2 separate regions of the Homo sapiens genome follow, and region 1 is linked to region 2. The links are chromatin loops, found by intact Hi-C in ENCODE. Cell type or tissue: heart right ventricle. All regions are shown on one strand.

Evidence for each region. Peaks named below come from ENCODE experiments on the same cell type or tissue, not always from the same donor. Only the 100,000 strongest peaks of a DNase experiment are listed, where the experiment ranks them.
Region 1: it touches region 2 in a loop (5-fold over the local background); 19 of 110 quality-filtered maps call a loop at or near these places.

The regions. Positions count from the first base shown.
Region 1 is chr21:26,847,210-26,852,209 of GRCh38, reverse strand. No RefSeq gene overlaps it. Among named protein-coding and RNA genes, the nearest start is that of ADAMTS1, 4.3 kb to the right of the region's middle. In heart right ventricle, CTCF peaks have their summits at 1,879 and 2,607 (motif pointing left); no DNase peak of the experiment used is centred here; H3K4me3 peaks cover 1,332 bases; H3K27ac peaks cover 2,034 bases.
Region 2 is chr21:28,515,057-28,520,056 of GRCh38, reverse strand. No RefSeq gene overlaps it. Among named protein-coding and RNA genes, the nearest start is that of LINC00161, 22 kb to the left of the region's middle. In heart right ventricle, CTCF peaks have their summits at 2,681 and 2,880 (motif pointing left); a DNase peak (open chromatin) is centred at 2,886; H3K27ac peaks cover 925 bases.

The DNA of each region.
Region 1 (5,000 bases), 1.7 Mb after region 2:
TGAGAACTTTACAGTCTGTAGGCCAAAAAAGGGTGTTCTCTTCTAGCAAGGGGGTGACATCTGCCTCTGCAGGGTCTAGGAGAATCTGGGGCTCATCCATCCAAATGTCTGCATTTTATGTATCAGAATCCCATAGTTTTTCTATTAGGACCCTAACTTTAATATAAAACAACTATAAGATTATACATTTTTAGATTTTCAGCATCGTCTGCTCTCTGATTGCAGGAGATAAAAGTGACTTTTATGGCATGTCTTCAAATTAAGTTAGAAAACGATGTAATCTCTGTATATAATCTCTGTATTTCCAAAATAACCTTCAAAACAGGCACTGGTAAACTTTTTTGAAGGGGCCAGATAACAAATATTTTGGACTGGTGGACATTGCTCTCTTTTGCAATTATTCAACTCTGCTTTGTATTGTGAAAGCAACCATGAAAAATACATAAGCAAATGATTGTGACTTTGTTCCAGTAAAACTTTATTTACAAGAACAGATGGTCAGCCTGAAGGTCATAGCTTGCCAGCCCCTGCTCTGAAGCAACTATCAAAAACCCATCCAATGACATGTTCCTTTCAATTGTTATTTTCCTCATACTGTCTAAGTGCCGCTGCTGCTGCATAAACCTGCTTCTCACCCCATACTACCACCTCATCCCACACAGAGACTCTTTGTCATTGCACTGACACTGCATGCCGGGGGCGGTCCCATTCCATTCACCACCAGCAAACGGGTTCTACTGCCCTCTGATCAGTGAGCAGTCCCATCTAGAAGATCTCCTGATGCTCTTTGTTTTCAACTCAGTTTAGCCCAGAAAGCACAACCTGAGAAAAGGGCTTGTGTGCATGCAGTCCCTGTAGAGGTGGGGAGGCAAGGGCAAGTAAGTTTAGGAAACAGGAGGGGGTAACTAGGAAGGAAGAGACAGAGGAGGAAGCAAATACAATGGTGCATTATCCTTCAAGTCAGGATTGTTGTCATCTCCATTTTACATATGAGGAGGCTGAGGCTCAGGGATGATCCATGGCTTCCCTGAAGCCACAAAGTAAGGATGCAGCAGTCAGAATGCCAGAATTCAAATGTGGATTACGTGGCTCTCCACCACTAGCTCCCAGGGTATTAAGTGCAGGGAACAGGAAGACCCCCAGCCTCTATGCTTAGACATTGTGCCACTTTAGAATAGTGTCCAACTCTAATCCTTTCAACAATCTTGTCCAATTATGTATTTAGAGAGATTGTCTAGGCCTTTCCAATCAACATTTCATGAATATACAAGCCTACCATCAACCAATTACGAGTGTGTCCAGTTCTCAGGGTGACCTGAGAGCCACATGGAACAAGAAAGCTTTCCAGCCAGTGTTTCCAGCAGCAAGCATCCTAACCCAGGCCTCGGAATCTGAAGATACAGTGCTCAAATATCAGTGCTTCTGAGCTACTAACCATTGTAATTGCCCAAGTAGATGGCCAATGAATTGCAATAATTCATAATTCAGTTTTTGGTTATTAATAAGATTTATTGTATCTTACACAAAAGAGCATTATAAAATGATAAATATTGTAGGATAGAGGCTGAGATATAACCAAATATTGCTCTTGATCTTTAGCAAAAATCACTTTCAAAGGACAATTGATTTTCAGCCTCTGATTAAATCCCTGCTAGTGGAAGTGTAGGGAGGTGACCAGCTCCTATCTCAATCAGCCAATCAATAATTATAAGCCGGGTGGGGAAAAAAAGCAGTAGTGAAATAGTTTAAAATATCTTATTCCATGGTCTCAAGTGCCGCCTGCTGACTAAAACTGTCCACTTCCAATTCCAGCACTTATTAAACTAGAGATAATATGTTAATATTAATTTGCTTTAATTAATAAAATATTCCTAGAATATGATTTTAAATTCACATGACATTCGGAAGTCACTTATATTTGCAGTATTCAAGAATTACATGAAGTATGTGCTCATTAAGAGCGATTTTAAATTTTATCTTTTGTCACCACCTGGTGGTAGAACATTTTCTCACTTTTCTTTTTTCATTTTAAGCCTTACGTTGTTGCTAAGGAAAATTTCTAAACCAGGGAAACCAGTTAACCAGTATTGATTGTCAAGTATTAATGTATACTAAACATACTGTATGTACTTAATATCTATTGAATAAATGAATGAGTTTTTAATCTGTTTTAGTGGATTGCAAATGTACTTAATCTTTTCATTTGAATGACAAGAAGTTCTCAAATGTAATGAATAAAAGCGGTCCACAGTATTATTTTGTCAGAGGCAGTTTTCTTTCTTTAAAGTTTAATTGGATTTTTGTTTATGGTAATACAAACACATAATTAAAAAGTAGTTGATTTAAAAACGCATTTTATTATGCCCTCAAGAATAAATTCATTTAACATTGTAATATTTTTAAAATATTTTCCATAATACTAGGAGGTAGGAGAATATTTAATTAGAATTTATTAAACATGATTGAGAAGATGTGAAACTTTTGCAAATTCTTAACTTGAACTATTAAGAATAAAAAAGGAAAGGAAAGAAAAAAAAAAAAAAAACACCAAGTCGCACATCATTTGTTGTAGACCATCGCCACCTTGTGTTTGGAGAAAGATGTACTAAAGTCTGAGAATCTTTTAAGGTGGAAATTTTTTATTGCTGGAAAATTCCTATTTATAATTAAAACAAAACTTTACTGGAAACAACATCATTCCAAAGTCTGACAATATAATTACCTCCTACACAATTAGATAGGTTAAAATGTCAAAACAGTTGATTAAAAGTTATGAGTCAGAGTCATTTCTAAGCCCCCAGTTTGACTCTCGCTATGACATCTTGGGAAAACTACTTAACCCTTTTGAGTCTCATTTCTGCATCAGTTACACAAAGGGAGTCGATCTGGCAGATCATACTCCTCTGAGTTCTGTGAGGGCATGATGTGGAGGGAATATCAATTTTGAGTCTAAATGCAAGCTACAATAATTTTTCTGTCTCCAATATTTGCAATACTTCTGGGTATATAACCTGTTTAAACTAGAAGTTTTCTAACTACTTTCTCATTTGTGATCAATTAAAATATCCATTTGTCCAATATTACTTTAGACCATATGTTCCCAAAAGTAGGACTAATACCAAACAGCTTCCCTATTTCTAATTAGTCAATCTTATGGTACTAAAATGTGAATAAAAAGCATTTCCCGGTTATGAAATATGCACATTAGTTGTTTCTCTAGACAATGTTTACATTAAAACAATTCTAATAGCTCATGTATATTACCAGATTTCCTCATTTCATGGCTACTTGTTGAATACTTACTTTGGTATAGACGTCGTGAAAATTGTGAATAGAATATTGTGTCTATAACATATGAATCTGTGAAACAAATAAGAACACATAAGGTGTAAATAGAAATTGACACCTTGATGCTTATCTCTCACTTTAAAATGCAGACAACTTGTTCTTTTTTTCAGACAGTCCCTCTGTTCATAGAGGACAATAATGTGTTTAATAGGTCAAACTGTTAATTGTTCCAATAATTTTATGTCAAATGTTTTGAGTTTTGTTCTGTTATCTCTAGAAATAAAAATTAGCTTACATATGTAAATTAGAACATGTTGAGATTAATGTTTATATAAGCCCATATGTATTCTATAAAAATAAAACCCAAAATATGGGGAGTAGGGATTAGGATAGCATGTGTTATTTTGGGTGCCCATTCAAATCAAGGAGCAAAAATTGGATTATGAAACTCACTACAAGAACCCCATATTACATGTCACTTTTACTAGTGCCTTGTACAAATTTACTCCTGTGGTCTTGTTTCTACATTCAAATGTTTTTCCAATTCACATTTTGCTTATAAATATACATATATGTCCTATGTATATATTTGCATATTACCACAAATGCCTGATGAGTGCTAATCTTTAAATAAAAGAGAAAAAGTAAGTGGATTAAATGTTCTTCTGAGCATAGATGGAGTTTTTCAGCTTAGTAGTTGGCAACTCCAACATCCATGTCTCTGTTGAAGCGATTAAAAAAGAATCATTTCCCAGAACTACAGGTGCACAACAGATTGGAGTCATTATGCAAAAGAACAGAAATCTGGATAGAAACCCAGAGAATAAAAAAGCCATGTTCCCGGCCATCCTTTTGCCTTTAACTCACTGTTTTTTCAACCCTACTTGTATCTGCAACATGAAATATGAAACAATTATAATGGATTTGTAGTAACCCATTCAAGATCAGAAATGTATGCTTTTAAACAAACCTCCAATAAGAATACCCTGCAGGTAGAAACACACTAAAGGTCAAACTTACGTTAACATATTTTTAAAAGCTAAAGTTTATGTAGAGAAGTTGATAGACTGAAATACATTACATATGTCTTTAAAGATACAGATTTTCTGCTGTTTTTGTCCCTTTTTGCCCCAATTTAAGGGAATCACATCTACCTTCACTCATCTTCATTCAGCCTCTGGGCCACCTCTCCTTGAGATGGAGATTATGAGTGTCCAAAATCTCCATCTCAAATCTCCATCTCAAAGCCACTCTGAGGCTGTAACTGTTGTCACCATATATTATCTTCTGAGCCCTTTTCTAAGCAAGAGGTTGAAAATGTACGGATGGCTTTGCCTTCAAGCTTTTGTGATCCCGCGGTCAATATCTTGAAAGTCTAACATGACTTTCCTCATATGTTCTCTCAAGTATCTTGCCTTTTTTCTAGCTAGAAAGAACCAGTAAAATGAAATGAAATCATAGAAAATGGACCGTCAAAAAATTACTGTAATAGAAGATAACAATGTTAAAAAAAAAAGTCTGAAAACCAAACTGGGAAGTAGGAATGATCAGATGTTTGGGAAAAGACGCTTGGGAAACAGAGAAACAGGAAGGAATAATCCTCGTAGTTCGAAGTCGAAGAGAAGGAGGTAGGCTGGACAATGCTTGACAATGCAGAAAGGAATCACACACTCAGGTGTGCGGATGTCAATGTTGAGTTTGAAGGAGAAATG
Region 2 (5,000 bases):
GCAGTGAGCCATGATGGGGCCACTGCACTCCAGCCTGGGCAACAGAGTAAGACCCTGTTTCAAAAAAATAAATAAATAATAAAAAAATAAAGTGTAGTCTCTTTATGATGACTTGGCATAGAACCCTTTTATGATGGAATATATTGTGGGATGAGTGGTCAGTGAAATACATTTTGGAAAACATTGAACAAGATATCTGAAGTTCTCTCTAACTCTAAAATTCAATGATTCTGAGACAGTTAAATGTTCTCACATTTCTCATTTGTTCATAATATTCTTCAAATCAGTTCTACTATAAATTGGATTTACCATTGCCTTTGGGCACTCAAATGTCAATAAAGATTGGGGATATTTTTAGAACTTTGATTTTAATTTCTGAGATATTAAATTGATAAGGAAATGAAAATAATCTGGAACCCAGACAATATGTTTTGTAGGGGCCTAGAGTTTTTTAAAAAAATTATTTATATCTTATCATAGTTTATTTTTTACTGTAGTGAAATGCATATAACATAAAACTTACCATTTTAACCATGTTTAAATGTATAATTCAGTGACAATATGTACATTTACCATGGTGTGTGATAATCACTGGTCTCTATTTCCGGAGCTTTTTCATGATCACAACTGAAATTCTGTACGCATTAAACAATAAATCCCCATTCCCCCCACTTCAGCCTGTGGTAACCTCCATTCTACTTTCTGTCTTTGTGAATTTCACCATTCTAGGTACCTCATATGAATGAAGTTATACAATATTGTGTCTGCCATCTCATTTAGCATAATGCTTTCAAAGTTATCTATATTGTAACATGCATCAGGATTTCATTCTTGTACGTGGCTAGATAATACTTCATTTTATGTGTATACCGCGTGTTGTTTATTCATTCGTCTGTTGATAGATACTTGGGTTTCTAACTGGCTATTGTGAATAATACTGCTACAAACATTGGTCTGTTTGAGCCTCTGTTTTAATTCTTTGGGGTCTATGTCTAGTCATGGAATTGCTGGATCATGTGGTAATTCTATGTGGAGACTCTGAACTGTTTTCTATGGTGGCTGCAGCATGTTACATTCTCACCAACGATCCACAAGGATTACAATTTCACCACACCCTTACCATGAAAGTGTTTAAAGAAAACGTTTATTTGATCCATTCTTGCTTGAGATTTGTTTTTGCAAGTGTTCACTGAAAAGAAAAGGATCAGTAGATCTGGCTAAGTCCAATGACTCATTTCCCTATTGGATGGCAGGCTGGCAGAGCATCCCCTTCTTTGTTTTCTATGCTCTGGCTGCTTACTGTGCACCCTCAGCTGCGTCTCTGTTTCCCTGTGGTCTTGATTACCCAGGAAAGTTAGCTCTAAGGAGCAGATCCATATCTTCTAATAATTTGGAGGTTTCTAAGTGGGTTCTTGATCAGCTCCAGGCTCTATCCTCTCAAATTCAAAGTCTAGAAATTTGTTCTCCATAGCTAGCTTTGAAATCACGGCTGAGCCATTCAACCCTCATGGATTTCAGTCTTCTCAGTCATAAAATGATCTCAAAGTTTACTTCCTCTCAGGTGGAGCCTGCTACATAATTTGTGGGGGAAAATGCAAAATTAACACGCAGTGCCCTTTCTTCAAAAAGCAAATAAAGGAAGTGTGGTTAAAGGAACTTTGGGAGCTCATTATAAAGGCAAATGCTCATGTTTCCCTGCAGCCCTGCCTTCCCAAGGGGGTTTGACAGAATAGGTTTGGGGTGAGGCCAAGGGATTTGTATATTTAATAAGAATTCCAGGTGATTCTGATTCGAATGGTTGGCATAACAGTGGATTCACACTTAATTCAGCATAGGGTTTTGGAATTTATATTTTAGCAAAACTGGACCAAAACCTTAATATAAAGCCTTTTCATGTAAAAATATTTTATTTATAACATGCAATAAGGGCAATAGTAATAAATGAGTAAACATAAACTTATAAATGCAAACAGTAATATTTTTGGTGACAACAGAATATGTTATAAAACTTTATTGGTGGGATATAATGATTCATTGCATAATTTTTCTGGCTTGCTTATCTGGGAATTTATTTATTGGTACAACACAATTTATACTTTTAATGAATTTATTTTCTGATAAATTATTTCAAAATATAAATTTTAGTACATCTAGAGCTAAAGAATCTCGGGGAACGGTTTTTTCAAAAAGATTTAACTTTTCATACAAATCAGTTTTGTAGAAATATGAATTAAATGCACATTTATATAGTGGCATTTAATGTTTCCTCTGACATTTCTGTATTTTAGGGAGGTCATACAAGAAACTGAAAGTGGTTCATGATTTGTTTAGAATTGGATATATTTGTTTATACATTCTATCACTTTATCTTCAGTTACAAGTTAAATTAGATTTAAAATTTTCATTCTCACTAATAATTTATCTGAAGTATCACATGAAAAGAATGCTCTTTTCCATCAATTGCAACAATTTTTAGTTTCTTCTTCTAAGCCTATGGATATTTACTTTGCAATATTCTAGCAGATTTTAAACCAGAGATCCGAAACTCTGAAAAATCCTAATAGCTCCCTAATTTATTTTATTGCAGTGTCCATGTGCCTGCTTTTAAAGTGTAATCGCTTACTGATAAAATATACTGCCTGAGCACTGGAAGTTCCTGTCCCTGCTCGTAGGCCAGGGAGTGGGTATTTGCACAGATACTGCAGAAATTGGTTGCAGGATAGCCAGGCCAGCTGGTCTCTCATTCTGAGGGTCCTTTCCCCTTGGGAGATTCTCTTTTCCTGTAGGGCTGCAGCTGTTACTCTCACTACTACTGCTTTTGATACTGCCGCCATTGTCAGTGACAATCTGGGCCAGAGTCTTAGCTAGGCTGCCCCCTTGAGGCTGCAAGGTGCCCAAGACTGCCCCAGGTGTGTGCAGTGGTTGACCAGGCCAAATGCTCCCTGCTGCTGACTGCTAGCAGTAACAGGGCCTGAGTCCCTGCGTGCCCTGGCTGCTTTCCAGGGTATGTCCCCTGCTCACGTACATGTTTCATTGTCCCTGTGGACTAAATGTATGAAACACAGGCTCAAAGGTGAGATTCTTAAAATGTCAAGATGACTACAGCAAAGCATTAGACCAAGAGCCTGGCCCTTTCTGTAGTTGCCCTGTGCAACTACCCAAGTGTAACACCCAGGAAATTGGCCATGCTCTTAGGCATAATAGAAATTATGCTTCCAAATTGGATACATACCATTATTGACTCAGATTATATATATATATATATATATGTTTCATAAAGGAGCAGGCTGAGATTGAAGAATCTTGCTTCAATGTTTTCTCTCCTGCCCAAGCTTTTCTTTAGTAGCAGTTCTGACTACCTCCTCTTACCCTCCCCTCCAACTCACTCTTTCTTGTCTTCTCCATCTTAAAAGGATGGAGATTCATGAAGGAGAGAGAGAGAAGATGAAACAAGGCAAGTAAAGAATTGTGTACGCGTGTTCTTTCCTGGTGTTATGTTTCAGCTGATTTCAAACATTTTGTGTTTTCATTATCATTTTGCACTACCAGGAAAGAAGCGAATTTTTACTTATCTGTCTTCATCTGAACTCTATTTAGTTGCAACAAATTAAATATTTTCAGACTTGAATAAAACACAAATAACTGTTATCATCTTATAAATTCAAAAGTTTAGTTTTAACTTCTCGTTTAGTGTGTGATTTCCAGCCAGCTAAATGTTTGATTTTTCTGAGCTTTTGCTTTCTGTTGAAATGATTTATAACCTTAACAATTATTTTAGTGGGTTCTAGTGGCTAAAAAGAAAAAAAAAGAGGTTGAGGAATGAAACAGTGCTGTTTTTATAACAGAGTGACTTTTTTTTGAATACTTCAAGAACTTTGGATTTCACCAGAGTTTCCATTTCTTGTCAGATGTCTGAACACTAATGATTCTCAGCTTTAGGCAAGCCACAACTTAACTATGTTGCCATATTTATTTTAAATGGACTTTTCAGCTATGTATAATTATATGCTAATTTAAGAAATGATACTTGAAATTAATTTCTTTATTTGATTGTATGTATTCCTTTACATTTAATCAACTTTTTAAAATTGTCATTTGCTCCACACTCAAATGTATCAGTCAATTTAATATTCTATTTAATGGGGTTTTAGAACTAATATTTACCTTATTTGTGAAATTTCTTTAAAAAGATTCATCTTGGATGAATTACTTGGATTCATCTTGGATGAATTACTTGGATTCATCTGGATTCATCTGAGGCAAGTAGATAAGTGTACTTACATATTTTGGAATGGGAGTCAGAGAGATTGAAAATAGGTCTGTTGGACCACAGTATCTCATTGATGATGTTTATCTTTATAGTTCCAACTCTGAGCGACAAAACACCTTATCATATTTATTAAATAAAATTTGATGTCCCTTTGATTTAATATTGGGGATGCTTTAAATTTGATACTGAAGGATTTGGCCTAACAGGCAGTTCCAGACTTCCTAGGCAAATGGGCTGGCAAAGTTTTTAGAACATTTTCTGAGACTTAGCATTGTGTTCAGAGCATGCCCAGCGTGTTTCCAGAAAGGCAAAGATACAGAGCTTTGAGGAAATTATCTGGGTAATCATGGCAAAACAACAACAAGAACATTGATATTGAAGAAAAGAAAAGGATAAGGTCTGAGTTAACTAGACTATATGTAATCTAATTAATTAAGTGATACATGTTTCTATTCTTAATAATTATAATAAATTACTTTGATAATCAATTCTTTATGCACATTTTATTTACTCATAGCTGTATATAAAGATCTTAGCATCATGGATCCTATCAGTTTGGCTAAACTGAAATTATACAAAACATCTATTTCTCCATTGTGTGCAGACACAGAACTAGTCCCAGGGAAAGTAATGCCATTAGATAACTCCTTAACCTTGTCTTTGTGCCTCTCCTACCTGTCTCTCTTCCAGCCTGTTGCATATTTGCTTGGTTGGATGTATTTCCTGGTAT